Regions from separate parts of the Homo sapiens genome. Here all the other regions are linked to region 3. A link is an interaction called in ENCODE POLR2A ChIA-PET data of the cell type or tissue named here. Cell type or tissue: CD4-positive, alpha-beta T cell. All regions are shown on one strand. Region 1 overlaps LOC107986855 (a long non-coding RNA gene). Region 2 has its middle 110 kb from the start of MIR11400. Region 3 holds the start of LOC124901762 (a long non-coding RNA gene). Region 4 has its middle 66 kb from the start of PRSS58. Region 5 has its middle 43 kb from the start of PRSS58. Region 6 has its middle 83 kb from the start of MIR11400. Region 7 has its middle 50 kb from the start of PRSS58.

What was found. Peaks named below come from ENCODE experiments on the same cell type or tissue, not always from the same donor. Only the 100,000 strongest peaks of a DNase experiment are listed, where the experiment ranks them.
Region 1: POLR2A ChIA-PET joins it to region 3 with 10 read pairs; 6 of 35 experiments call an interaction of 5 or more read pairs at or near these places.
Region 2: POLR2A ChIA-PET joins it to region 3 with 10 read pairs; 7 of 35 experiments call an interaction of 5 or more read pairs at or near these places.
Region 4: POLR2A ChIA-PET joins it to region 3 with 14 read pairs; 7 of 35 experiments call an interaction of 5 or more read pairs at or near these places.
Region 5: POLR2A ChIA-PET joins it to region 3 with 56 read pairs; 7 of 35 experiments call an interaction of 5 or more read pairs at or near these places.
Region 6: POLR2A ChIA-PET joins it to region 3 with 23 read pairs; 7 of 35 experiments call an interaction of 5 or more read pairs at or near these places.
Region 7: POLR2A ChIA-PET joins it to region 3 with 31 read pairs; 7 of 35 experiments call an interaction of 5 or more read pairs at or near these places.

The regions. Positions count from the first base shown.
Region 1 is chr7:142,458,020-142,462,019 of GRCh38, forward strand. It overlaps LOC107986855 (a long non-coding RNA gene), which reads right to left. Exons shown (of 2, transcript XR_001745394.2): 2 at 3,074-3,973. It also overlaps TRB. Among named protein-coding and RNA genes, the nearest start is that of MIR11400, 15 kb to the right of the region's middle. In CD4-positive, alpha-beta T cell, a CTCF peak has its summit at 1,640 (motif pointing right); a DNase peak (open chromatin) is centred at 1,662; H3K4me3 peaks cover 167 bases.
Region 2 is chr7:142,585,417-142,589,416 of GRCh38, forward strand. It overlaps TRB and TRBV14. Among named protein-coding and RNA genes, the nearest start is that of MIR11400, 110 kb to the left of the region's middle. In CD4-positive, alpha-beta T cell, CTCF peaks have their summits at 2,331 (motif pointing left) and 2,533; a DNase peak (open chromatin) is centred at 2,365; H3K4me3 peaks cover 523 bases.
Region 3 is chr7:142,793,980-142,797,979 of GRCh38, forward strand. It overlaps LOC124901762 (a long non-coding RNA gene), which reads right to left and starts at 2,712. Exons shown (of 2, transcript XR_007060565.1): 1 at 2,629-2,712; 2 at 2,003-2,271. It also overlaps TRB, TRBD2, TRBJ2-1, TRBJ2-2, the pseudogene TRBJ2-2P and TRBJ2-3, and 4 more genes. In CD4-positive, alpha-beta T cell, no CTCF peak of the experiment used is centred here; DNase peaks (open chromatin) are centred at 1,702, 2,772, 3,192 and 3,492; H3K4me3 peaks cover 3,763 bases; H3K27ac peaks cover 3,857 bases.
Region 4 is chr7:142,321,717-142,325,716 of GRCh38, forward strand. It overlaps TRB. Among named protein-coding and RNA genes, the nearest start is that of PRSS58, 66 kb to the left of the region's middle. In CD4-positive, alpha-beta T cell, a CTCF peak has its summit at 2,115 (motif pointing right); a DNase peak (open chromatin) is centred at 2,125.
Region 5 is chr7:142,299,223-142,303,222 of GRCh38, forward strand. It overlaps TRB, the pseudogene TRBV1 and TRBV2. Among named protein-coding and RNA genes, the nearest start is that of PRSS58, 43 kb to the left of the region's middle. In CD4-positive, alpha-beta T cell, CTCF peaks have their summits at 2,985 and 3,197; DNase peaks (open chromatin) are centred at 1,639 and 2,919; H3K4me3 peaks cover 2,068 bases.
Region 6 is chr7:142,389,517-142,393,516 of GRCh38, forward strand. It overlaps TRB, the pseudogene TRBV5-3 and TRBV9. Among named protein-coding and RNA genes, the nearest start is that of MIR11400, 83 kb to the right of the region's middle. In CD4-positive, alpha-beta T cell, no CTCF peak of the experiment used is centred here; a DNase peak (open chromatin) is centred at 1,865; H3K4me3 peaks cover 770 bases.
Region 7 is chr7:142,305,791-142,309,790 of GRCh38, forward strand. It overlaps TRB and TRBV3-1. Among named protein-coding and RNA genes, the nearest start is that of PRSS58, 50 kb to the left of the region's middle. In CD4-positive, alpha-beta T cell, no CTCF peak of the experiment used is centred here; a DNase peak (open chromatin) is centred at 1,901; H3K4me3 peaks cover 1,284 bases.

The DNA.
Region 1 (4,000 bases), 340 kb before region 3:
GAGACTAAGCACCTCCACACCAGTCAGGAATGACTCTGCTTTTACTTTAGGCTGAGAGGTCAGAAGGGTCAGAATACTGAGGGTCAGAGGCCCTCAGTATTCTCCTTTCCAAGACGGAGTATGGCCACTCTCCATCTCAGTCCCTGGAAGGTGTCCGGAGCTCCCTGAGAATCCCTGCTCTGGGGCAGAATCACCAAGGCTCATCCTCGCCAGCTCCCCACAGGCTCCAGCAGGGCTTTCCTGCCAGGTGCAGGGCACAGGAATGGTTCTATCTGTCTCTTGGTTAGAGGGAGGCTATGCAATGATGTTTGTATAAGAGGGACTGGGATTCTGGGTCTCCATTAAAGTATTTGATAATATTTTCTTTGTTTTTTGTTTTATTTTGCCATCTCACCACTTAGGAGAGCAATCCCTTGGTAGTTATATTGTTTTTGCACTTGGTAAGGTTTTTGTGGTTAAGTCACATTAAGAAATTGTGCCTTTTTTTCCTGTTCAGCTGTAACCCAAGGCAGTGAAAGAAACAGCAATAATTTTGAAAGCAGTTACTTATGCATCCTATGATAAAGGTGTTAAGTTCCATTGCCCACATCTAACTTTCAGTCTAGTGGAAATGAAAAGGCACAGTTAGGGGGCATGTGAGCCTGCCATGAGAGAGGTCAATGCCAATTGAGAAGTCTGTGCCAATCCCCAGTACTGTGGGATTGAAGGGGAGGGAGAGATGACCTCTCCTTCAGACCATACTCAACAAGGAGGGAGAGGGAGTTCATCCATGGGAACCTGCGGAGCAGCAAATCCCAGGGGCATCTAACTCAGGGTGCAGGAGCAAATCATTGGAAATGAAAATGGTCCACTTCAGCTGTCACAGGAGACAGGAGAAAGAAAAGTCATACATTCCACAGTCCCCTGGCTGATTTTCTTCCTTATGATAGTATTTTGCACCAGCGTGTCCTCATCTCCCGCTGCTCCTCTGCCTCTTTCATAATCATCTCTTCCCTCTTTGCTGCTCAGATCAGTGGATGTGCATTGTACAAGCTGATCATTTCCTGTAGCAGCACCTTTGCTGGTCTTACTTATGTTCATCCTTATTTTGTGCATTAGGTATTGCTCCCTCCACCATTGCTTATTTCCTTGTAAGAGGTCTCCTTTATATATTTCAATTTTACTTTTTATTAATAGACATTTTTAACTTCATCTTTTGCTTATCTATGCTTTTGGGGTAACACTGTCATTTTTGGAGGGCATTTTTGTTTATCCTTAGTCATTCAGATTAAATAATCTCTTTATACCTCAACGTCTGTGTTTTCTTACTATTTAAAACCAAATATTGTTTCCTTTCATTCCTCTCCTTCTGTTCCTCTTTCTTTAGATGGTAGTTTTAAGGGAGAAAAAGTTAGACTATAACTGGAGCTATGTGATAAGAGTTATTCAGAATGAGGGTGGGATATTAAGATTGGTAACTCAAAGCAATAGTCAGGGTTAGAAGTAGTGTTGGGATGAGGGTTTAGGGAAGCTGCTCATAAAACCTGCGGGATGGCACTTCTGGAATATTCTGGCAGCTCGCTCTGTAGACATTTCTCAGCAGTCCTTGGGCCATTGCAGAAGAAACAATGATGAAACTTCACTTATTGGCCACAAGATGGCACTGTGGTCCACTGGGAACTAAAGTACTCTGGGCAGTCTGGGAGAGCAGCCTAGGAGGGAAAGGGTTAAGAAAAATTCGGGCTTGGATCCCATATTATGCAGATGTTGCAGCAGTTTTCAGTTATTGCTAGGCTACCTACAGCTATGCAAGAGGCGGGAAGTCCCTCTAATCTTTAATGACATCTACAGTTGAAGAATGTTGGCTGGGCAGCTTTGGTGTCAGAGCAGGTGCAGACAGAGGAGCAACTGCCTCAGAGGAAAAGGCGAAAGAAAGGGGCCGGCTGTGCCCTGAGTCCAGTCCATCTCTGCTGCACTTCATCTTCCCTGCATGTCTCTCCAGGCAACAGCTTTAACCTCCTTGAGTGATCAGGGATTCTACAAGTTTATAAGTCGTACTGATAACATCACCTTGGCTTAGATTCCATTGGATACCAAGCACGTGTTCTCTGGAGGGCCAAAAATATTGACAACAATTTCTAAAACACCTAAGTAAACAAACTACAGAAGGAAAATATTAGTAGATGCACCAAACAGTGCCGTTAGACCTGAAGATAATCAACGAGTAGAATTATCAAAAGGAGACTATAAATAAGTCTCTACTAAGTATTTGTGGGCATCGAGCAGTGTTTGAGTCCTCTCAGGGTAGATTAAGGAAGGAATTCAGCTATTATCTTGACTTTGGCTTGGATGAAAATCCATGACCTCCTCAATTGATTTTCTTGTAAAATATTACAGAATAATATTGAGCAAACATTTTATTTTTCTCCAGCCTGTATCCCTCCTTAGCACTAACAGGTAAAGCGAATACCTAGAGGCAAGGTTTCTTTAGTTGGGATCCATTAACTGCAGGACTGGGAGGTCCATAGCTAGGCTTCACAGGGAGTGCAAACCCCACGTGCAGGGAACCCCGTGTGTCTGTGCTGTGCCCAACTCCCCTCTGTGAGGCTGCCAAAGGGGGACTGCCGGGTCTCCCAGGACCCCACTCACAAAGAGGGAGAAAGCTGCTTGCTGGGCAAAAAAATCAATTCACCAATTGGCCAATCTGTTGAAAGCCAGAAAGAAAAGAAACGTTCAATTGTGAGACTGATGAATGCCCAATTTCCCAAGTTATAAAATGTATAGCAGCTCATGGTTCTCAGAATGATTTCAACAGTATATGAAGATATTTTTAGAAAGTTTTTGTTTTTCTAAAGCATTCCTTGATATTGATCCTCACTTGTTTTTCAGCCCACTCATCCGTTGAGCTTAATTTGATGCCAAATTTCAATGTTGCCTATTTCAGTCACTGACCACTTCTCACATTCTCCATATCTTACACAGATACGTGTGTTCCTGTCTTTTCTTCTTTTTGTGTGATGCATTTTTAAATTGGGCTGTACAGAATACAAGCATACATTTGTAAATGACTGCCATCTTTTATGCAGTTTAGCTGTTTAATTTTTAGTAACACTTTTTATTAAGGTATAATTGAGAGTAAAACACAAGTATTAATACAAAAACATCCTGGTACATTTTGACAATTGCATACACCAGTGCAACAGTAACTGAAATGATTATAAAAAAAATTTCCATCACTCAAGAAAGTGTCCTCATGCTCCTTTCCAATCAATTTCTATCCCAGAGATAAAAACTTTTCTGTTTTTATCACCATTGACTAGCTTTGTCTATTCTTCAGCTTCATATAAATGGAATCATATTTTATTAGTTATTTTTCTCCAAAATTAGTATTTCTGAAGTGTATTCATATTGTTGTATCAGTAGGTCATTCTTTCTTATGACTAATATTCCATTGCATAAATATACCACAAATTTTTTGTGCATTCTCTTGTTGATGGATATCCATGTTATTCCTGTCTTCAACTATTATGAATAAAGTTGTTGTGAACATTCTTGTGGAAATCTTTCTTTTGGACATATGCATTCTTTTTTCTTCTTTTAAAACCTACACTTAAGAGTGGAAATACTGACTCATAGTGTAGATGTGTGTGCTATGCTTGCGTGTCCCCACAAAAGCTCATGTTGAAATTTGTCAGTGGAATGGTATTGGGAGGTGGGACAGCTATGACTAGGTCATAAGGGATCTGCCCTCAGAAAGAAATCAATGCCCTTATTGGGCGAGTGACTTAGTTTTCCTGGGAATGGTCTTCCAATAAAAAGGATGAATTCAGCTGTTTTCTCTGTCTTAAGTGCTTGCTTCCCCTTCCTTCTGCCTTGGATAACAGCAGGAGGACCTCACCAGCTGTGGCCCTTTGATCCTGGACTTCCCAGTCTCCACATCTATAAGCCAAATAAACCTCTTGTCTTTATACATTGCCCAGTCCGTGGTATTTCTCTATAGCAGTAGGAAAGAAATTGAAAG
Region 2 (4,000 bases), 210 kb before region 3:
TCACCTGAGTCCCTATCAAGCCAATTTGTGAAGCTGCTGTTAGTTGTCCTTACTCCCCAGTCTTGGAGCTCTCAGTTAGACCTAGAATCAACCTCTTCTTCCTCTTGACCTCTGCTTCACTGCATCCTAAACGTGGTGAGGTGGAGGGGTGGTGAGGGAGGCTGAGCAGAAGCCCATCATTCAGAAGCCCATCACTAGAGCTTCTCTGATGATTCTCTGAGACAGGGGCTCCCTCTGTAGTCTCCTTTGTGCACAATCCCAAGCACGCTGGGCCACACAGACTCCACCAAAGCTAGTTTTGTGAGGAGGCAAATATTGAGGCTCCATTGTGAAGAGAATGTCCATGTCAGATTTAAGTACAAAAGATTAAAGTTGATGCATTACTATTGCAGGAAAATGATACCTGTGAGAATTTCCAAAAGCCAGATTTTGTATTGTGTGGCTGGCTGAGTAATACCCCTCCCCACAAAGACATTCACATCCTAATCCCTGGGATCTGCCTCTGTTACCTTAGATGGTGAGAGTAGACTTTACAGATGTGATGAAGTTAAGGATCTGGAGATAAGGAGATTATTTTGGATTAGCCTGGTGGCCCTCAATGCAATTACATGTGTCCTTATAAGAGATAGCCAGGGGGAGATCAGACACAAATGGAGAAGAGAAGGCAATGTGACCACAGGAGAAGAGATTAGAGTGAGGTGAACACAAGCCAAGGAGTGAGGCAGCCACTAGAAACAGAGGCAAGGAACGAATCCTCTCCTATAGCCTCCAGGGGGAATACGGTCCTGATGACACCTGGATTTTGGTCCATTGATACTGATTTTGGACTTTTCCAGAACTGTGAGAATAAATCTCTGTCATTGTAAACCAGCAACTTTGTGGTAATTTTTATAGCAGCCACTCAAAATTAACACACTCCAATATGTCCAGTTAACCTGAGACTAGGCCAAGAAACTCATGTTCTTATAATATTTTCTGCAAACCTTGCTGTCATGTTTTTATCTGACACCCATCTCAAACTATAATGAAAGAAAATAATTTTGAGACTTCAATGTCCCCCTGTCTGGGGTGTGCCTTCCATAGTTCATTGGAAAAGTCTAGTCTCCTTTCAAGATTTTATTCCAGCAGTACCTCCTCTTGAAAGAATTTAAGGCATTGTTTTATGTTCTCAGTGCACATACTAAAAAGAAAAAGACAAAGACTCATGTCTACTTGATGTTTACATTTTTGCGGGGAGGGAGAGACAGAGATAAACAAATAAGTAAGGCATATAGTGTATTAGCAGGTGATACCTGCAATGCAGAAAAGAAAAGGCAGACTAAGGTGAGGGAGACCAGGACTGTCAGAGTAAGGAGCGTTGAAATGACAATACATTGTTCAGAGTAGGGCCCAATGAGGAAGTGACCTTTGAGCAAAGATTTCAAGGAGATGAAGGAAAGAGACATGTAGGTATCTGGGGGAAAAGAATTCCAGGCAGAGGGAGGAGCCAGTACAAATACCCTAAAAAAATATTTTAGGACCAATGAGGAGGCCCATATGACTGAAAAATTAAGGAAGGGAGTGGTAGGCTTTATTTCCAAGCGGTAATGGGGCAGGATGGATCATTTAAGACCTTGATGGCCTTAAGTGCTTTGTTGTTTTGTTTTCTTATTCCAAATAAAACTGGGAGCTAGTAGATGATTTGGAGATGAGTGACATGATCTAGCATGTTCTAGAGGGCTGAGTTTGAGAGCTAGTTCAGAAGTAGGTGAAAGCAGGGAGATCAGTTAGGAATCTATTGCAGTAATCCAGGAAAAAGATGATGGTGGCCTTGTCCTGAGGGTTAGCAAAGAAGGTGATGAAAAAATGGATGGATTCTGAGTGTATTTTCATGATAGAGCCAGTTGAATTTCCTAATGGATTGGCTATAGGGTGGGATAGAAAAAGAGGATTTGGGAACCACTCTAAGGTTTTCAGCTGGAAGGCTGTTGGTGGAGTAAAGTTGAGGATAATCTTTCATGTTTAGAGCATGCTGTTTGAGAGTGGTGGGGGGAAAATGTTGATTGGAGTGCATTAGAGAGATAATGGGAAAAGAGAATTTGGAGGTAAGTATTGATCATTAGCAATAGCAACAATAGCTACCGTAGATTAAAATGCCCCACAGTCTATGGGGATGTGATACATGAGGGAAGACAGGGCCAGATGGGATGAGGTAGGATCCAGACATCAGACTCAGGAGCTACGAGTGGTATATATAAGGTTAACACCTAGTCAAATGCATAAACAGGTTGATTTTAATTGATGTCAGTTTTTCTCCATTGCCCCCTCTAGAGGCAATCTTCTTCAGAGAACCCTGGCTAGGTCTTCTATGTTTCATGTCCGTAGAGGGAGCTCCTGAGACTGTGGACATTGGCTAATATGCTGATGTCACTGGAGGCCACATCTTACAGGGCCAAGAGACAGATTTGCTTTCCTTTTTCTCATGCTTGTAAGCTCCTTCATCTGGAAATGTGATTTACCTGGGTCCTGCCATGGTTTCCAGGCTTCTCAGTTTAGTGTCCCTTTGTCTCCTGGGAGCAAGTGAGTCTTCAGGTACTTAAATATCTGTGCTGTACCCTATCCCAGTCTATTCATGTCATGTATTCTGTTTTTGTCTCTTCCCACAGAGCACATAGAAGCTGGAGTTACTCAGTTCCCCAGCCACAGCGTAATAGAGAAGGGCCAGACTGTGACTCTGAGATGTGACCCAATTTCTGGACATGATAATCTTTATTGGTATCGACGTGTTATGGGAAAAGAAATAAAATTTCTGTTACATTTTGTGAAAGAGTCTAAACAGGATGAGTCCGGTATGCCCAACAATCGATTCTTAGCTGAAAGGACTGGAGGGACGTATTCTACTCTGAAGGTGCAGCCTGCAGAACTGGAGGATTCTGGAGTTTATTTCTGTGCCAGCAGCCAAGACACAGTGCTTCACAGTCGTGCCCTTGCTGTGCAAAACCATAGCCTTCTCCTCTCAACTCACAGCTGCCCAAAAGGAAGGCTTTCCCTGTGCCTTCTCCCCCAAGGGAGGGGAGATAAAGAACCAGAATTAACTCATGAAATACAAGAGTATTCCAAGAAGATTTGGGTGAAAATACTTGTGGTTTGGGGGATCTCTGAAGTTTTTTAAACAGAACTCAAACTATGTGTTTCTCATATTTATTTTTATTTTTTAAAGTGTATGTTGCCCTGGTTATAAAGCAGACTTCTTGCCTATCTTGCTGCTCTGAAAGGTTTGTGACTCTGACTGTGAGGCCACATCTTTATATCCCTTCTTATAGTAAGAGAAACAAGTCTTTCTGATGAAAATAAAAATAGTGAATAAAAATGCATTTACTACTGGCTTTTAGGATGCTCAATGATGATGCTAGCAATGGTGGTAGTGGTGACGTTGGTAATGGTGGTGATGAGTTTAGGTTGCTTTTGTCTAGCATTTATAAATTTCCAACCACTTTAAAACAATCTCATTTTAGAGTGGAATAGCTAAGTCCATTATCAGAGGTTAATGCTAATTTTCTGTTCACATAGGGTCTGAGTTTTTAATGTAAAAAATATAGTTAGCACTATAAATAGATATCTGTCAGCCGATACAGAACATTTTTTAAGATCACTTCCAGTTGCTGCAATAGGAATATGTATTCCTATTTTTTTTCTTTTTTCTTTTTCTTTTTTTGAGACGAAGTCTTGCTCTGTCGCCCAGGCTGGAGTGCAGTGGCAAAATCTCAGCTCACTGCAACTTCTGCCTCCTGGGTTTAAGCGATTCTCCTGCCTCAGCCTACCAAGTAGCTGGGATTACAGGTGCCTGCCACCATGCCTGGCTATTTGTTGTATTTTTAGTAGAGACGGGATTTCACCATGTTGGCCAGGCTGGTCTTGAACTCCTGACCTCAAGTGATCTGCCTGCCTCAGCCTCCCAAAGTGCTGGGTTTACAGGTGTGAGCTACTGTGCCCGGCCTTTTTTTCTTTTTGAGACAGGGTT
Region 3 (4,000 bases):
GAATCAGCCCCATTCCTACTTCTAGAATTCCTTCAAAAGCTCCTTCTGTTGTCTCACTGTCACCATGGTGATGGAGTCCCAAATCCCAAAGGTGGCACAGAAGACCGGATGATTATCCTTGTCTCCTTCCACACTCTCCTCACTTCTCTCATCCCTGAAGCCCCTGAGCTGCTTCTTTCAGGCCGCTTTGCACATGCTCTTCCTCCTGGGGTGACAAAGTACTCTTCTCCCCATGATAACTCCTGCTTAGACTTAAAGATTTAGCTCCAATGTCTTCCCCTCCAAAAAGCTTTCTCTGGCCCTTTCTTGCCTCTTCCTTACCTCTTCCTCCCTTGAGGCTGGATTAAATACACCTTTATTTTGCTATCACAGTGCCTTGTGCATAACCTTCTTTGTGATACATCACACTTGCTGGAAACTACCTCTTTATTTGTCTGACACCCCCAGGGACTATGAACTCCTTGTTAACAAGGATACATTTTAAGATAGTATCCCAGGGCTATAGTATAGTAACCTCAGTTTAGTGTAGACACCACATAGGTATGTATGAATAAATAAATGAATAAATGAGTGAACCCAAACTGACCCAATCCAGGAGCAATCATCACCGTAAGTCCTGCCTGAAATAGCCATTACCCTTCCATTTATAGGACTACACCACACAGTCTTCCCTCTTTATTGCAACACATACATGCATTCAAAGATGCGTGTGTGCATGTATGCACACGCGTGTATATGTTTATATTTACACACATGTACACACATCCACTCATTAAACACATATCCCTGTGATGTGTTGTTATCAACTTCCAAGAAAATTAAGATACCCAAATTACAGTCCCCAAGAAGCGTATCTGTTCACAGAGCAACTCAATCATGAACAGAAAGAGCCAAACGCAAGTCCATGCTTTGAAAGAGCAACATGAACTGCTTACTAAAATGCAGTCAGAGAGTGGCCCTCAATTTCTCACTGGGATAATCAGTAAAGAGTCTGAGAAGGTGGCAATCTCTTCAAAGGAAGAATTGGTCTCAGTTGTTCACTCTAGAGAATGGCCATGCTGGTCAGAGGCATGAACAAAAGCCCTAATGACATGGCTAGGTACCTCTGGGTAGGCCCGTTTAGCTGGTTGCAAGGTTCAGAAATGGGAGTGCTCAAAATTAGCGCTGGAAAGGCAGGTTGGTGCATGCCACTCTGGGAATAAACTTACCTCCATGCAACCAGCATGGAGCCTGCACATGGTGGATGTTCACTAAACACCTGTGGAGTAAATGAAGAATATGGAGTTCAGACATCGTTCAGGAAGCAACTGAACAAAGGGAAATTATAGAGGTTTCTGGATTGTTTGTCCTCCTGTCATAAGGTGCCATCAACTGCTCTGTGGATTTTCCTATGAGCTGCCTGCCACCCCTCGCTCCTCCCACCCACTTCACTATAAATGCCAGTCTGAGCAGGTGGGCACAGTGAGCCCCACCAGGGAGACCCAGTGACATAGATGGTCTGCTCAGGGTGATGCATGTTCCAAGGAGGGACCTCTCTGCCCCCCACCATTACCATCACTGTGACTTTCCCCAAGCCCTTCCCATTTTAATTCACTGCCTTTGTCTTTTCCAAGCCCCACACAGTCAGACTAACCTCTGCCACCTGCGCTTCCTGCCGCTGCCCAGTGGTTGGGGGAGGGGGACTAGCAGGGAGGAAACATTTTTGTATCATGGTGTAACATTGTGGGGACTAGCGGGAGGGCACGATGATTCAGGTAGAGGAGGTGCTTTTACAAAAAACCCTGATGCAGTAAGCATCCCCACCCAGCTCAGGGAATGCAGCTACCAGGTGGGAAGAGTTCTCTGGGGCTGGTCCCAGCTGTGGTCTTGCAGGGTCCCCCAACCCAGCGAGCACCTGTCCATCTCCCTGTCCAGACTCGGCTTCCAAGGAATAAGAAGGCCAAGACAGCAAAGTGGGATTATCACTCAGCACTTTTAATAAAACTTGTTCTTGACAAAGTACTTGCACATGCATTATTTATTAAGAACTGATGAAAACCCTGAGGGAAAGATATTGTCCCATCTTTCCAATGAGGAAACTGAGATCAGAGGTTACAGGTCATATAACTAGGAAACGGCAAGGTCTAGCCTGCAATATCGCCCAGCTCCAGCCGTTCCAGTACCACCAATGCCCCTTCAGATTTCAAATCCACTGTGTTGTCCCCCAGCCAAGTGGATTCTCCTCTGCAAATTGGTGGTGGCCTCATGCAAGATCCAGGTTACCGTGTCCAGCTAACTCGAGACAGGAAAAGATAGGCTCAGGAAAGAGAGGAAGGGTGTGCCCTCTGTCTGTGCTAAGGGAGGTGGGGAAGGAGAAGGAATTCTGGGCAGCCCCTTCCCACTGTGCTCCTACAATGAGCAGTTCTTCGGGCCAGGGACACGGCTCACCGTGCTAGGTAAGAAGGGGGCTCCAGGTGGGAGAGAGGGTGAGCAGCCCAGCCTGCACGACCCCAGAACCCTGTTCTTAGGGGAGTGGACACTGGGCAATCCAGGGCCCTCCTCGAGGGAAGCGGGGTTTGCGCCAGGGTCCCCAGGGCTGTGCGAACACCGGGGAGCTGTTTTTTGGAGAAGGCTCTAGGCTGACCGTACTGGGTAAGGAGGCGGTTGGGGCTCCGGAGAGCTCCGAGAGGGCGGGATGGGCAGAGGTAAGCAGCTGCCCCACTCTGAGAGGGGCTGTGCTGAGAGGCGCTGCTGGGCGTCTGGGCGGAGGACTCCTGGTTCTGGGTGCTGGGAGAGCGATGGGGCTCTCAGCGGTGGGAAGGACCCGAGCTGAGTCTGGGACAGCAGAGCGGGCAGCACCGGTTTTTGTCCTGGGCCTCCAGGCTGTGAGCACAGATACGCAGTATTTTGGCCCAGGCACCCGGCTGACAGTGCTCGGTAAGCGGGGGCTCCCGCTGAAGCCCCGGAACTGGGGAGGGGGCGCCCCGGGACGCCGGGGGCGTCGCAGGGCCAGTTTCTGTGCCGCGTCTCGGGGCTGTGAGCCAAAAACATTCAGTACTTCGGCGCCGGGACCCGGCTCTCAGTGCTGGGTAAGCTGGGGCCGCCGGGGGACCGGGGACGAGACTGCGCTCGGGTTTTTGTGCGGGGCTCGGGGGCCGTGACCAAGAGACCCAGTACTTCGGGCCAGGCACGCGGCTCCTGGTGCTCGGTGAGCGCGGGCTGCTGGGGCGCGGGCGCGGGCGGCTTGGGTCTGGTTTTTGCGGGGAGTCCCCGGGCTGTGCTCTGGGGCCAACGTCCTGACTTTCGGGGCCGGCAGCAGGCTGACCGTGCTGGGTGAGTTTTCGCGGGACCACCCGGGCGGCGGGATTCAGGTGGAAGGCGGCGGCTGCTTCGCGGCACCCGGTCCGGCCCTGTGCTGGGAGACCTGGGCTGGGTCCCCAGGGTGGGCAGGAGCTCGGGGAGCCTTAGAGGTTTGCATGCGGGGGTGCACCTCCGTGCTCCTACGAGCAGTACTTCGGGCCGGGCACCAGGCTCACGGTCACAGGTGAGATTCGGGCGTCTCCCCACCTTCCAGCCCCTCGGTCCCCGGAGTCGGAGGGTGGACCGGAGCTGGAGGAGCTGGGTGTCCGGGGTCAGCTCTGCAAGGTCACCTCCCCGCTCCTGGGGAAAGACTGGGGAAGAGGGAGGGGGTGGGGAGGTGCTCAGAGTCCGGAAAGCTGAGCAGAGGGCGAGGCCACTTTTAATCTTTTTTCTGGGGTGTTTAGAGAGAAGGTGAACGATGGAGGAGAGGATTTGTTAGGACTCTGGGAGAGGCGAGACTGGAGAGGACGAAGGGAAATCCTGGTTTGGGGAATGGGTAGGAGTGGGGGTAACTGCTATTCGTAGGCAAAAAGAGCTGAGCAGGCTGGGAACAGCGCGGGTGGGCAAGGGTCAGCACTGCGGGCAGGCGGGTGGGTGTTAGGGGGCAGAAATCCTGCAGCCGAGGGTGCAGTAGAACACAGAAGAAAAAGCCTGCCAAACA
Region 4 (4,000 bases), 470 kb before region 3:
AAGGCCAAGAGAGCCTGCTCAGAGGATGGTGCTGCTTCCGTAGGTTGACTGCAGCATTACCTTCTTTGCCGACACTGTGAACTACAGGAGTAGAGGAAATGTGTGTAATTTAACAGCTGGCGCACTCTTTCTCAGGACAAGAGATTTAATTTTGTGGTCAAGATTGTTGATAACAGTGTAGTGTAGAAGGGAGAATCACAGGGTTTGCTTTATACAACTTGGGGAGAAGAAATTGAGGTTTTGGGAAAGTCAAGGAGAGAGAAAACGAAAGATGATTGAAAACAGAGATAGAGCAGAAGGTGATGAAAAGTGGTGTTCTGTGCACCATGAACTCTCTTTCCCCCACCCGAAAGTTTTCAACACCTAGAAAAAAATAAGGAAAGGTCTTATAGCCACCGGAATCACCTGGTAGCCGGTCCCAGTCGGAGGCATCACCAAATTGCCGCTTGGCCATTGTGAGAGCCCTGGAGTTGCTTCTGCTGTCTTCCTTCTTCCAGCCCTGATCTTGACTCCTCAGGCCACAGTCAGGTACTTCCCAAAACACAGAGGAAGGTAAAGTCACCCTTCTTCCTAAAGGGGCAAATACTTTCCAGTTTCCCCCCAAATAAATTCTGCAACCCTGGGATTCCTTTCTGACACTCACCTCCCAAATCCAATTACCTTCTATGACCAAATGCTCTTTGAACATTTTCTAAAACTCAGCAGTCTCTACATCCTCTGCGTTTGTCCTTACAGTTTCCATGGCCTGGGAGGACCTTTGTTCTCCTAAGACGGGGCCACATACTGATCATCTGTCAAGGACAGGCTCACACCTGCCTTCCTCTTCACTTCTTACTGTGACATTCCCTGGGACTGTACTGTATCACTCTCTTTCCTTTATTTTAAAGCCAAGCATACAATTGATACTCTTTGATGTTTGCAAAACTAATAAGTTATTGCCCTCTCATACAGAATCCTGGAGTGTGATTAATTACTGTCTTCTCTTTACAAGGGACTCTACATGAAATATCATGGAGAATGATTATGAATAGTCTTAGTATTTCATGTAACTTCTGTAATATTCCTAGCAATTGTGTCTTCACAGTCAGGATTGATGACCAGTGCTGTCAAGTTCCCAAAGGGTATCTAATGCTGGAATTTGCAAATGTTCTTTTGGAGTGAAGAAAATTATGTTATTTAGGCTGACTGAAGAATCACTAAAGAAAGAAAATTATGGTACAGTAATATTTATAAAGACTCATAATCCTGTAAAAAACTTCCTCACCATAACCACACTTTCCACAGCCACATTTTTAGAGATTTGGTGAGGGTGGAATATAGTCAAAGGTGCTTCTTAATCATCCTTGATGAAATCAACCAAAATCAACCTACAACATTGAAAAAAAAAACTAGCTTTGCTCAGTAATGGAATCTTATCATCCTTGACAATGAAAAGATATTATGTGTTTGTGAGTGTGAATGTGTGTGTGTGTTTTCTTGTGGATACTCACTCACATAGAAGTTTCTCCCCTGGTGGCATTTTATGAGGTGCTGGATCACTGGCAGAGCTCCTAGGCACTTCTAGGTAAGGATAGAAAATAGCAGACCTAACGGAATCTGCCTAAGTTATAGCTGATAAGATAGTTTATTTCAAGATTTTATACATTCAGAAATAAATTTGTAAAATCAAAAAATCCTTTTTATAAAATGTGCTAGCTAAAATTTGTGAATAATTAAACTAAATGCAATGTGTGAAAAGATATGAGTCTGACTAATCAAAGGGAGCTCTGCAATGTAGTATTTTCAGCCCAGATTGGCTTGATATTGTCACACTTTCATCCTGTGGCCTGTATAATTCTGGCTCCTTTCTTCCATCTTAGGATGCTCATTGCAATAATGTAACAGCAATTTCTTGTGCAATCAAGATGTGTCCTTTTGTCTCCACTGGTCAAGGGTGAGTTTGAAGTTCCACCCTAAATCAACCCTTCCGGGAAAGCAATAGACAGGGTGTGTGAAAGAATGGGGGCTGCAGGGGTTGGAGTGGGGGCAACCGTGTTCCTGACTTGGACTATCCTGAGCTCATCAGGTCAGAAGGTGTGAATCCATGGGACTGTGGAATGTTGGCCACTTGGGGGCGCCGTGGCCCCACTATGCTGCAGGGAACCCTGGGGAGGGGTAGGAGGGTGGCCAGGAAGGGAGGGCGGAAGGGAATGCCTGGCTGCCTGCTGACATCAGGAGATTAGGTGGAAATTAGAGTAGGTCCTGGCCTGGGACTGCCCAGGGAAAGGTAGGGCCAGGGTTGGCACCAAGCAGGGAGTGTTTCTGCCTCTGCATGGGCAGAGGAGGGTGTAGGGGCTGGGGTGGCAAGGGCTGGGAATCAGTGTCAGGACAGGGATAGGGTGGGCAGAGGAAAGTGAGGTGTGATGTGGGCATGCGGGGACTGTGACCAGCCACCTCCCCTTTAGTTGAGGGGCTGTGCGGGACAGGAAGGCTGCATGGAGCTGCTGAGCCTGAGTCTTTCAATGGGTGAACAAGGCAGGAGTGGCCTGCAGAAAGAGTACCTGGAAAAGGACTGTACCCGAAGGAATTGGGTGACACTTTCTTAGCTCCACTCAGGGAGTGACCCTGAGGAGGGTGCTGCCAGCCAGAGGGGCTCAGGTCCTGGTGAGCTGACAGGCTTTTCCTCCAGACACTTCCTGTTGTTTCTGTATGTGATCTGGTTTTATGCTCACTGAAATCATGTAAGGTAGGTATGATTTCACCTGTTTATACATCTGAAGGAAAGCAGCTGTTCCGGGTCTCATATTAAGTAATTGGCTGAGGTGTTTTCCTCCAACATCTCTGCACCAGCCCCGTCCCCCGACTCTATATCTGTCCCTTCATCTGGCTTCCCCTTTCCAGGTCCAATTAGCAGGAGCACAAGGTCATGCCTCATATGTGACCATTGTAACCTCTTCCCTGACAAGTCCAAGGAACACGTGACTTCCAGGCCAAGCATATCCATTCACCTTTCACTGAAGCAAAACAGAAGGATGAAATTATCTGCACTGTACACTTCCTGTAACTGATATAATCTACCTTGAGGAAAAGTAACAAGAAAAATTGTTATTCATTAGTTATTATTTTATTTAATATATGTTTGGAGATCCTTTCTTTGTATAGATATTTTATGACATAAAAAGCAAAATAAAAAAGAACAAATGAAAATAAAAAAGAAAAGCTTGAAAGAATAATAAGTGTTTCTTACTTTTTAGAGTATTAAGGTTTGCATTAATTTTTTTAACTTATTCAAAGACGTTTGCTCAGTTTCTGAATTATACAGATTTCCTTTTTTTCTTCTCTTTTTCTCTTTAGCCACCTACAGCTTTTTCTGCCAGCTTTTTTAGTTTAATAACCTAAGGCTATCTTTTAAACAGATTTTTAAATGTACAATATAGTATCGTAATCTACAGACACAAGGTTGGACAGCAGATCTCTAAAGCTTCCTGATTCTTCTTTACTGAAATTTTGTAGCCACTGGTGGCAGCTGCCCATTTCCCCCTCTTCCTAGCCCTTGGAAATCACCATTTTCATCTTCACTTACATCAGTTTGACTTTTAGGTTGCCTCATATAAGCACAATCATGTAGTATTTGTCTTTCTGTGCCTGACTTTTTCAACTCAGCATAATGTCCTCCAGGTTTAGCCACATTGTCATGTATGGCCAGAATTTCTTCTTTTTAATACTTAATGATATTCCATTGTATGCATACACCACATTTAAGGTCTGAATATTAAATGTATAGTATCTTATTGTTTCTGCGAAACCATCTGTCACAGGAGTGGCAGGGTCATTTGCAGAACAGTAAGCACTGAGTATATGAATGCACATTCATTCGAAGTTCAATTCTGCTTCATAGAGAAGACTTCAAAAAAATAATAATTTCACTATTTATTGTTATTTTACTATACACAAATAGAATTTCTTTTTTCTTTTTTTTTTTTTTTGATACAGAGTCTCGCTTTGTCGCCTGGGCTGGAAT
Region 5 (4,000 bases), 490 kb before region 3:
GGAGTAAAAGGACAATGAAACGTGAGCATCTGGGACATGATTCTATGTATTGGTACAGACAGAAAGCTAAGAAATCCCTGGAGTTCATGTTTTACTACAACTGTAAGGAATTCATTGAAAACAAGACTGTGCCAAATCACTTCACACCTGAATGCCCTGACAGCTCTCGCTTATACCTTCATGTGGTCGCACTGCAGCAAGAAGACTCAGCTGCGTATCTCTGCACCAGCAGCCAAGACACAGCCCTGCAGAGTCACCGCCTCCCTGTGCACAAACCTCCTGGATCTAATCAGAAAACCGTGGGGGCAACGCATCCAGCTGAGCCTCAGCACTCGGTTCAGCATTCTGTAAGACCTCAGCAGACATCTCAGATCATAATACTGTCATTTATTGGATGTGGCAATGCTAAATTGCCCAGACTCCTGCAGCCTGTGGCCTGAGTTTGTCTTGAATGAGACTGTGCCTGAACTTGAATGTAGGACAGATGCCGTCAAGTTTAAGTTTTTCCAAGTATCTTTCAGTCGGTTTGTGCCTCTGGGAAATGTTGTGTGAGGTATTTAACACTCTGGCCTCACCAATCCACCTTCCAATATGGACTGTTTTTTGACTTTTCTTTTGACTCAAGTTAGACCCTGGATCTCAGCCCTCATCCCAGCTCCAAATATGTATGGTCAGACCTTTTCTTTTCTTTTCCTTTCTTTTTTTTTTTTTTCTTTTCTTTCCCTCCCTTCCTCCCTCCCTCCCTCCTTTCTTTCTCTCTCTCTCTCTCTCTTTCTTTCTTTCTTTCTTTCTTTCTTTGTTTCTTTGTTTCTTTCTTTCCTTCTTTCTTTTTTGAGACAGAGTCTCACTGTCTGGAGTGCAGTGGCGCGATCTTGGCTCACTTCCACCTCCATCTTCCAGATTCAAGCGATTCTCCTGCCTCAGCCTCCCGGGTAGCTGGAACTACAGGCGCCCAGCACCACGACTGGCTAATTTTTGTATTTTTAGTAGAGACAGGGTTTCACCATGTTGGCCAGGATGGTCTCAATCTCTTAACTTCTTGATTTGCCCCCCTCGGGCTCCCAAAGTGCTGGGATTACAGGCGTGAGCCACCGCGCCCGGCAGGTCCTTTTCTTTTTCTTTCTTTCTTTTTTTTTTGAAAAACTAAAGAATACCCAATCCCCTCCTCAGGTGGCTCTATCACTGCCTCACCCTGAGGACAGTATTTCCCCATGGGGTTTGGATCACTGTTCTCTAGTTCCCTCTCCCTGGGGCATGTGCAGAGTTTCAACTTCTTGTTGGCTGCTCTCTTCCACTCAGGATTTAAAACATTCACACTTGATTCTTTTTCCTTCTATCTCTGTAATCCTAATACCAAGTTTTCTTGGCATTCATTATCAGCCGTGGAATCTGTTGTACCTGAATTGTTACTCACAGCAGGTAATAAGAGAACAAGACCTCCTGGAATTTCTGAGCCAGACTTTGTACTCAGGGTTACCTTGCTGACCCCCATATTTTCCAGCATTGCTCTTATTAATTAATGGCCCTCAGTCCTGCACACACCATCAGATCCCAGGGGCTGAGCACAGCCCTGCATTGTCAGGTTCTGCAACAACACAAAGGCTCCCTCCTCTCTCCTATAGAGGGCGCTCCAGGGATGGTGGGTGTTGCCAGAGACACCAGTAATTCTGCCAGACCTTGCCTGTGGGGCCATGGGAGCTCAAAATGCCCCTCCTTTCCTCCACAGGACCAGATGCCTGAGCTAGGAAAGGCCTCATTCCTGCTGTGATCCTGCCATGGATACCTGGCTCGTATGCTGGGCAATTTTTAGTCTCTTGAAAGCAGGTCGATGCTTAGACTCTAGGAAATTCTTGCTTTGAACTTACCTAAGACAATTCTAAACCATTCTCTTAATCTTCTTCTTTTCTCACAGGACTCACAGAACCTGAAGTCACCCAGACTCCCAGCCATCAGGTCACACAGATGGGACAGGAAGTGATCTTGCGCTGTGTCCCCATCTCTAATCACTTATACTTCTATTGGTACAGACAAATCTTGGGGCAGAAAGTCGAGTTTCTGGTTTCCTTTTATAATAATGAAATCTCAGAGAAGTCTGAAATATTCGATGATCAATTCTCAGTTGAAAGGCCTGATGGATCAAATTTCACTCTGAAGATCCGGTCCACAAAGCTGGAGGACTCAGCCATGTACTTCTGTGCCAGCAGTGAAGCCACAGCCTTGCAAAGACAACTCCAGCCTGTGCAAAATCCCTCACAGAGCTGCCTCCCTCCCAGCCGCCAGCTCCCACTTCCTGCCTAAGAAAAGGAAGTCTCTGGTTGGGTTTGTTCTTGCAGCTGTCTCCAAATAGACAGATATCTGAAATTAAATTACCAAAGGTATCTTGGGCAGAAATGACCAGACACTGTAGGATTTGAAGAATGTTTACAGATACTACAGAGTGTGAGTGTGATGGTGGGCTCTGAATATGAGAGAATTGTACACAACCAAGTAACTTATATCTTCTCCTCATTCCCATTTGGCCATCTTTATTAGAATTGTTTTGTTTTAGTTGCTTAGGAAAACATATTTTAACTTCTAGGGTGGCGAGATGATTCCTGAGTGGGAGTTCAGGTATTTCCATGAGAATATAGAGGGTGCTCACAGAAATCTTCAGAAGAAGGGGCTTGGTACAAAGAACTCAATTATCAATGACTCTTGCTCAGCATGTGGTCAAGAGCAGAACTATCTGATGACCCTGTGAACCTGGTGTGATGCATTTGGGCTAATGATGCTAGCTCACAAAATAACAAGTTAAGAGAGTAGAAAACATGGAGTCTAATATTTCACACCATTTCAAGGTCAACAGAGTTCTAGACCAGCATGAGAATCGCCAGAATAAAGCAAGGCAGTGCAGGAACAGAATTCAGCAGCAAAAGTCAAGAGACACCTAGAGGCAGAGGCAGGAATGAATTTGTCACTTTCAACTTAACCTGAAGCAGCCAGATTAACTTCTTGAGTTTCATTTAAGAAATTATTCCTCTTTTAAACATACCTATTGAAGTCTAAATTTTAGGTATTTTATATATTTCAGTTCTGGAATTTCCATTTAAATCTTGCTACAATTTCCAGTTGTTTGCTAAAATTGCATATTTTGTCATTTACTTTGTTGACTATATTAACATCTGTCATTTTAAAGCCACTTTTTGATAACTTTAACATCTGAATCTGTTTGGGTCTATTTCTTTTGTCTGTTTTCTCTGTTCAGTTTCTGGGCACGTGATTTTGTTTTCTCATACAACTAGTAATTTACTTGAATGCCGGATATTGTATATAAAAACTATAGAGATAATTTGAGGCTCTGAATGATTTCATCTTCCTCAAATGATTCACTTTTGCTTCTGCTGGGATTGTAGCAGGGGCGGATCACCTTAATTGAGCTGATGAATGAGCTGGATCAGACCTGAGCTTCAGCCTGCATGATGGCTGCTCGCCTTTGCTCTTAGCCATGTAAGTTCCAACTAGATGTCTGAAGTTTAACAGCTAAATCAAATTGTAAATTACATAACATAATATTTGCCCATTGCAAGCATGCAATTCAATGAATTTTGATAAATTTGTGGAGTTGTGCAACAATCACCATGATCCAGCTCTAAAACATTTCATCTTTCCCCACCCGGAAAGTTCCTTCATGCTCATTTTCAGTCAATCCCTGCTTCTACCCCCAGCACCAAGGACTGGGGTCTTTGCCAGGCTCCTCTCCTATTCAGTAGTCACTGAACGTAAATGTTCTCCAGACCAGAAAGGTGGTGGATGCTCCTCAAAGCCTGCTACACTCTCAGTCTTCCCTTTTCTTCTCAGCTACTTAGCCAACGATATAAAACTGGCAAATGACTTAAGGCGAAAGTGGTCTGTTAGATCTCTCCTTTCTCGTTGAGATCCCAATCCCTTAAGTTCTTACTGCCTCAGTAGCTCCAAGTGCCTTCAAACGTTTATTTTTATATTTTGTTAAGTTTTTCTAGTT
Region 6 (4,000 bases), 400 kb before region 3:
TATCTTTGAATATGCTAATGAGTTAAGGAGATCAGAAGGAAACTTCCCTAATCGATTCTCAGGGCGCCAGTTCCATGACTATTGCTCTGAGATGAATGTGAGTGCCTTGGAGCTGGGGGACTCGGCCCTGTATCTCTGTGCCAGAAGCTTGGCACAGCCCTGCAGAGTCACTGGAACTCTGTGCACTAATCTCTCTGCTTCCGTGTACAGCAGTCTCAGACCAGACAGCTGTGAGTACCTGGGGCCTTCAGGGGGAAAGATAAACAATTTCAGGACTCTGAACAAGGCTGGCGGAAACAAGGCCAGGAGGATATGCTCAGAGGATGGTGCTGCTTCAGGAGGTTCACGGCAAAATTACTTTCTTTGTCGGATGCTGTACACTATAGTGATAGAGTAGCTGGCACTCTCCTTTTTAGAAAAAGAAATTCATTTTGGTGTCAGGATTGTTCGACAGATGTGTAGTATAGAAGGTAAAATCTCAAGGGTTTGCTTTATATAATTAAGGGAGAAGAAATTGAGATTTGGTTTGGAGAAACTTGAGGAGAGAGAACATGATTAAAGATTATTAAATAAATAGAAGTAGAGCTACCAGATGATAAAAAATTGTGTTCTCTGCAACATAACCTGTCAAAGTTTTCAATTGCTAGAAAATACGCAGCAAGGCCTTGTAGCAACTGGCATCACCCCGAGGCCACTCTATGATGGTCATCACCACGTAGCCAGTTGCCCTGTGGGAGGGCCCTGGAGCTGGTTCCAATGTCTTCCTTCTGGACTTATATCTCAATTCTCAAAACAGAGGAATTCATTTCACTGCTGATGGTAAACAGATAAAGGCTCTCCCATTTCCCCAAAGATACATTCTGCTTCCCTTGTATCTCTTTCTGACACTTACCGCCCAGATCCATTACCTTCTGTGATCAAACACCTCTTTGAATATTTCCTAAAACTCTGCAGCCTTTACATTCTCTGCATTTGTGCTCAGTATTTCCATGGCCTGGAAGGACCTTCTGTCTCCCAAGAAACAGCCAGACCCTGCTTATCGGTCAAGGATGGGCTCACACCTGCTTCCTCTTTGCTTCTTACCATGACATTCCCCAGCATTGTACTATACCACCATCTTTATTATTTTCATAGGAAAAGCCAAGTATTAATTAAATATATAATGAATATTATTTGATGTTGTGAAATCTATGTTAATTCCTGCTTATATAGAGTTCTGGAATATTATTACTTTTATTCATGTGAGGGATATTATTAACCACTAACTATTTCCTGGTTAGAGATCAAAGTCACTTCTGTGTAATGATAGCAAATGTGAGAACCAGCTGAATCTGTTTGAATTACAGCTGGCAGTATTATTCATTTCAAAATTTTTATAATTTAGAAGTAAATTTTTAAAATCTAGAAATCCTTTTGTGAAATGCACTGTCTAAAATTTAGTAATAATGAACCTAAATACAAAATATGAAAACATATGGGTGTAATTAACTGGGATTAGCTGTGGAATATAGGGTTTCCAGGCTGGGTTTCCTTGATAGCATCACACTGTTTAATTGTATGGCCTTTATAATTCTGGCTGGTCTCTACCATCTTAACATATTATTTGCAATTATGTAACAATTGTTTATTTTGTAATCAAAATGTTGGTTCATGTGTCCTTTGACTCCATTGGCTAAGGGTAGATTTGAAAATCAACCCTAAATTGACTCTTCTGGGAAAGCATGGACGGGGTGTGTAAGAGGGTGGGGGTGGCAGGAGTGGGGGCATCTCTCTTTCTGATTTGGACAATTTGAGCATATCACGTCAGAGGGTATGAATCCATGAGACTGTAGACTGTTGGCCACTTGGAGGCGCTGTGGCTCCACAGTGCTGCAGAGAACTCAGCGGAGGGGTGGGAGAGTGGCCAAGAGAGGAGGACTGAAGGGGATGCCCTGGCTGCCTGCTGGCATCAGTAGGGTGGATGGAATTCCCTGAGTGGGGCCTGGCCATGTAGAGTTAAGCACAGACTATCATTGCCTTGAAAGAGTTGGGGTGCCAGAGGCCTCAGTTTGCATCAAGGAGGGAGTGTCTCTGCTGCTGCACGGGCAGTGGAGGGTGAAGGGGCTGGGGTGGCAAGGGCTGGGGAATCAGTGTCAGGGCAGGGACAGGGCGGGCAGAGGAAAGTAAGGTGTGATGTGGGTATGTTGGTACTGTGTTCAGTCCTCCTCACCTTTAGCTTCTGGCCTGTGCAAGACAGGAATAGTACATGGAGTAGCAGAACCTGAGGCCTGCCAAAGAGTACAGTGGGCTGGAGTGGCCTGCAGGGGAAAGTATGTCAGTGTGGTGACATCACAGGTCAATGCTCCTATCAGGAAGAAGGGAGCTTAGGAACTTCAGAATGCTTACTACAGAGACACCAGCCCCAAGCTAGGAGATCCTGCCATGGGCTTCAGGCTCCTCTGCTGTGTGGCCTTTTGTCTCCTGGGAGCAGGTGAGTCCTGGGCACAGCTTGAAAGTCTCCGATCTTCATTTCTTGTCCCTGAAATGCATGTGGGCCAACGATGGCTTCAGCAGGAGGCTTTCTTCTGTGCCTTATGGTTAACTTTTGTCTTCTGACACACAGGCCCAGTGGATTCTGGAGTCACACAAACCCCAAAGCACCTGATCACAGCAACTGGACAGCGAGTGACGCTGAGATGCTCCCCTAGGTCTGGAGACCTCTCTGTGTACTGGTACCAACAGAGCCTGGACCAGGGCCTCCAGTTCCTCATTCACTATTATAATGGAGAAGAGAGAGCAAAAGGAAACATTCTTGAACGATTCTCCGCACAACAGTTCCCTGACTTGCACTCTGAACTAAACCTGAGCTCTCTGGAGCTGGGGGACTCAGCTTTGTATTTCTGTGCCAGCAGCGTAGCACAGCCCTGCATGAGCATCAGCCTTCTGTGCAATAACATTCCTGCCCCACTCAGGAAGTGACGGTGAGGGGAGGGCTGCCAGCCAGAGGGGCTCAGGCCCTGGAGAGTGGACAGGCCTTTCCCAGGCACTCTCTGGTGCTTCTGTATGTGATCTGGTTTACTGCTCACTGAAGCTGTGTAAGCGAAATATTATTTTACCTGTTTATATATCTGAGGGACAGCAGATGTCCTGGGGCTCATATTTAGTAGCTAGCTGAAGTCTATTGTTTCAACACCTCTGCACTGTCCCTCCTCACTCCGGAGATCTGTCCTTTTACCTGGTGTCCCCTTTTTGTGTCCCCAAGAGCAGGATGCTAAGGTCATATATGAAACTGTGATCATGATAACTTGTTCCCTGACAAGTCCAATGGACACATGATTTCCAGGCAAAACATATCCATCTATTCTTTATTGTGATTTAAAAAAAAAAGAAAGAAAAGAAAGGTGCAGTTTTCTGCTCTGTAGCCCTCCTATGGGCAAGGCCAGGTCATCTCTTTTATGGAGACTGTATGAGGAGGGAGCTTTCCTAGGTTCACAGCAAATAGCAGGAAACGTTTTTTATGGGGCGTGTAGTCTTCCTGTGGCGGATGCAATCTGCCATCAGTGAAAGGACATGAAAAATTGTTATTCATTAGTTAATATTTTTTATTCTTTTTTTTTTTTGAGATAGAGTTTCACTCTTGTTGCCCAGGCTGGAGTGCAGTGGTGCTATCTTGGCTCACTGCAACCTCCACCTCTTGGGTTCAAGCAATTCTCCTGCCTTAGCCTCCCGGGTGGCCTCCACCACACCTGGCCAGTTTTGTGTTTTTAGTAGAGGTGGGGTTTCTCTTTGGTGGCCAGGCTGGTCTCAAACTCCCAATCTCAGGTGATCACCTGCCTTGGCTTCCCAACGTGCTGGGATTATAGAGCCATTGCACTAGGCCAATTTTTTATTCTTTATCAATAAATCTTTTGGGGCATCCTACTTTGTACAAGGGATTATATCACATGAAATATACAATGAAAAAAGATAATTGGAAAAAAGGGAAATTTTTTAAAAATGAAGAAAAGGGTGTTTCTTGCAT
Region 7 (4,000 bases), 490 kb before region 3:
AAAAAGAAGAGGCAGAGATGGAGAGTTTGGTTCTAGAAGGGTGGAAGGTTTTGCTTATAAACATATCAACACACTTGCTTTTCCCGCCAAGATGCAAACTTTGGGGAATTGCTCAAATATAAGATGGGGTTTAAATATTGGACAGCCAAAAATATGACCCATGTTCAAAATATGCATCCTGGTATCATTCAGTTCGACGTGTTCTAGTTCTTCTGCAGCTTTCTGTCTCATTCCTTTTGCCCCTACAACTCTCCACCTTTTTGTGGATTAAGTTATCTCCATGATAAAATTATTATGTTGTCTTCCCTCTTTGACTTTCTTGTCGGCAGCCTGGCTCTTCCCAGGGATCCCAGCGTCTATCCTCTCTCCTTTCTGTAGCTTTTTTCCGCTTCTCCAGTATGGCGGGCCCTGTCAGAAAATACGTACATAATCAATTTATTTGTCCTTCTTATCCTTTGGACAATTCTTTTGTTTGTTTGTTTGTTTGTTTTTGGTTGAGACCAAGTCTCGCTCTGTAGTCCAGGCTGGAGTGCAGAGGCAGGATCTCGGCTCACTGCAAGCTCCGCCTCCCGGCTTCAGGCCTGCCTCCGCCTTCCTAGTAGCTGGGACTACAGGCGCCCGCTCCACGCCCAGCTAATTTTTTTTTTTTTTGTATTTTTAGTAGAGACGGGTTTCCCCGTTTTAGCCAGGATGGTCTCGATCTCCTGACCTCGTGATCCGCCCACCTTGGCCTCCCAAAGTGTTGGGTTTACAGGCGTGAGCCACTGCACCCGGTCTAGACAATTCTTGATGGACAATCAAACACTTTTGCTTTTCATATCTCCTGTAAAACACAAAACAAAACAACAACCAGAACTAACATTGCCTCATATGAGGCGAGTTTCTTTCTATCAGTTTCATTCCAGTGCCTCTCCCAGACGCTGTCCGTCTGATTTGGTAAAAAGTCTTGCGTAAAATAGTGAAATACATATTTATTTAAAGTCTACTCTTTAAGAATGGTTACATCTTTACATAGTTATGATCATCACCATTGAATGTAGCCTCTTGTCATTTCACTATCTTCCCTCCCCACCCGTTCCTTCTTTGAAAAGGTTCCCATGTCAGCTGTGTGGTGCAATGTGGTAGGTACTGAATAAGACCCACAACTACGGGGGTACCTGGTTATGTTCACAGAATTGTAGAGCTAGACAGAGTGTTGAAAATTATTTATTTCTGCCCATTGTTTCATAGATCAGGAAATGGGATGCTTTAAAAAAAGTATTTAAATGTAAATAGTAACTATTTTGCTGGCCTCCATGTAATATGTATTTCATATTCTTAGTCTACAAGTAATGTGTGAATGTGTTTTTGCTCCTATTGGATTATAAGCATCATGAGAGTGAGAATATTGTTTACTCATGCTTTGCACTAAGTAGCCATTCAGTGACTATAAACAAATAAAGCATGCTTGAAGTTCCAAGAAGGATGGTGGTCATTTTTCTTTTGTTTAGTTCAAGTTCTGTGTTTAGTAAATCACAAATGAACCATCAAGGTCTGTCTTTGCAGGGGATTCACCAGTAGATGACAACACTACCAAAGTGTGTGTGTGTGTGTGTGTGTGTGTGTGTGTGATACCTTTCTGGCAGTGCTGGTCTCTGCTTTTCCTCCTGGAGGTTCCTGCCCTGGGGCCATTGACTGAGGCACTGAGGTCTGAGTGCTGGACCTTGCTGACCAGAGCAGGAGGAGCTGCAGCCCTGCCACACCCCCGAGGTTGGGTGGTTGATGGCTGGCAGAGGAGAGGAGTACCATGGGCAAGAATAAAGGGGACTGTGGTCCTCAACATTAGATAATTCACAAAACGCGAAGGCATTTTCTGTCGTCACATTGCCATCAGGTGGGTAGGGCCCAAGGATGCCGCCAAGCATCCTCCCTACACAGGACAGCTCCCCACAACAAACAATCACCTGATCCAACATGGCAGTAGTGCTGAAATTGAGAAACCCCGCAATAAGCTTCGGTTGTAAACTTTGTACCAAGAAGGAGAATTCTCTGCAGACAACTCAAGGGGCAATACCGTCAACTACTTTTGTTTTCTCTGACTGCCGCGTTGTTGACCTTCATCGCCATTCTTTCCCAGCACATGGTGTCTGCATATTTTCCAGCAGCCTCCTGTTTCCTCATAAATCTGCCCCTTGGACAGATAAGAACATCACAGGGAGCAGGGCTGCAGTTCACTCCCAATAATAACGCCTCAGCAGGGTTTGCTCTGCAGTAGCATCACAGTCATGTGGAGTAGGTGGCTATGGCTGGTATTCAGGTGAAATCTCAGGCCAATCTCTCCTGAATCAAGGGGACCACTGATCATTAATGAGACCTTCAAGTGAGCAAAGATTCAAGAGAGCAAATTAATGTCCTGCGCTATTGTGAAGGGACGCAAAGGATCCAGAGAGGAAACCAGCTGACTCTGAGAGAAGGGCCTGAAAAGGAGAGGAAGGGAGGAGGTGGTCAGATCCCCGGGAAGGAGCAGGGAGGGAGGGGGCTGCTGGCCCAGGAATGACTGTCAGAGACACATCCTGGAGGTCACAATTCCACCCTCTCAATTATTCCCAGAAATTCCAAAAACTCCTTTAAAGGAGCAAGTGCAGGGCATGAAAGGGAGGAGCCATGCTAGAGGAGACCCTGGGAATGGGGGAATGATTACAGGCTGTGACCTCACTGGCGCAGCACCTCTCAGCGGCAGTGGAAACCACAGCCTAGTCCTCTCACCACTGCAGACCAGAATCCTGCCCTGGGCCTTGCCTGGTCTGCCTCACTCTGCCATGGGCTGCAGGCTCCTCTGCTGTGTGGTCTTCTGCCTCCTCCAAGCAGGTGAGTCCCGGGCCCAGGTGACATGATCCTATTGGAGTCCCTAAGCCTTTTCACCATGACAACAACAGCAGGCCGTCTCCTAGGATTTGCCTGAATTCTGCTTCTTTCCTTTGCAGGTCCCTTGGACACAGCTGTTTCCCAGACTCCAAAATACCTGGTCACACAGATGGGAAACGACAAGTCCATTAAATGTGAACAAAATCTGGGCCATGATACTATGTATTGGTATAAACAGGACTCTAAGAAATTTCTGAAGATAATGTTTAGCTACAATAATAAGGAGCTCATTATAAATGAAACAGTTCCAAATCGCTTCTCACCTAAATCTCCAGACAAAGCTCACTTAAATCTTCACATCAATTCCCTGGAGCTTGGTGACTCTGCTGTGTATTTCTGTGCCAGCAGCCAAGACACAGCCCTGCAAAGTCACTGCATCCCTGTGCACAAACCTCCCGGCTCAGCCAGGAAGCTGCAGGGCAGCGTGTGCACCTGCACCCAGGGCTCCAGTCTCCATTCCCTGATGGCCTCTGATGGAGTTTCAGTCTGTAGTACAGCCAGCTAGTGCACCCAGTGGAGAAGTCCTCCATCTTATGCACACAAAAGTCTCACAGAATTGTTTATCAGCTAGAGCAGGGCTTCACAACAAAGCCACTAAAGTATTAGGGCTCCACAAACAAAAAAGAGCCTGTCCTATGCACTGATGATCTTAACTGATGGGGGAAGCTCTTTCTTTTCTTTCTGTGTGGCACATATTGGTACGTATTTTATATAACATTATGAAAAAAACACGATTGCTGAAAATGGTTGATGAGCACAAGCATAAAGGAGGGGGAAGGAAATATTTCCAAGATCAAGAGACAATTCTGATGATCAGTGAGTACTTTATTCAACAGAAAAATATTTGGAGAGGCATGAAATTCCATGGCAATAGGTAAACTGGAAAGTGTTGAGGAGATGCCGGTGGAGGTAGCCTTGTGCGTTGTGGGCTCCTTCTCTTCAAGAAGGGTGACCAGCAAGTGTCTCTCCCAATTCTGATGAATATCATCTTGAACTGTCCTCAAGAGCAGGCAATAGCCAGATGACTGGGGATATTGGGAGACCTGAAAGGACTTTGGACACAAATCTCTAGGCAGTGGTGAGCCATTGGTCCTAC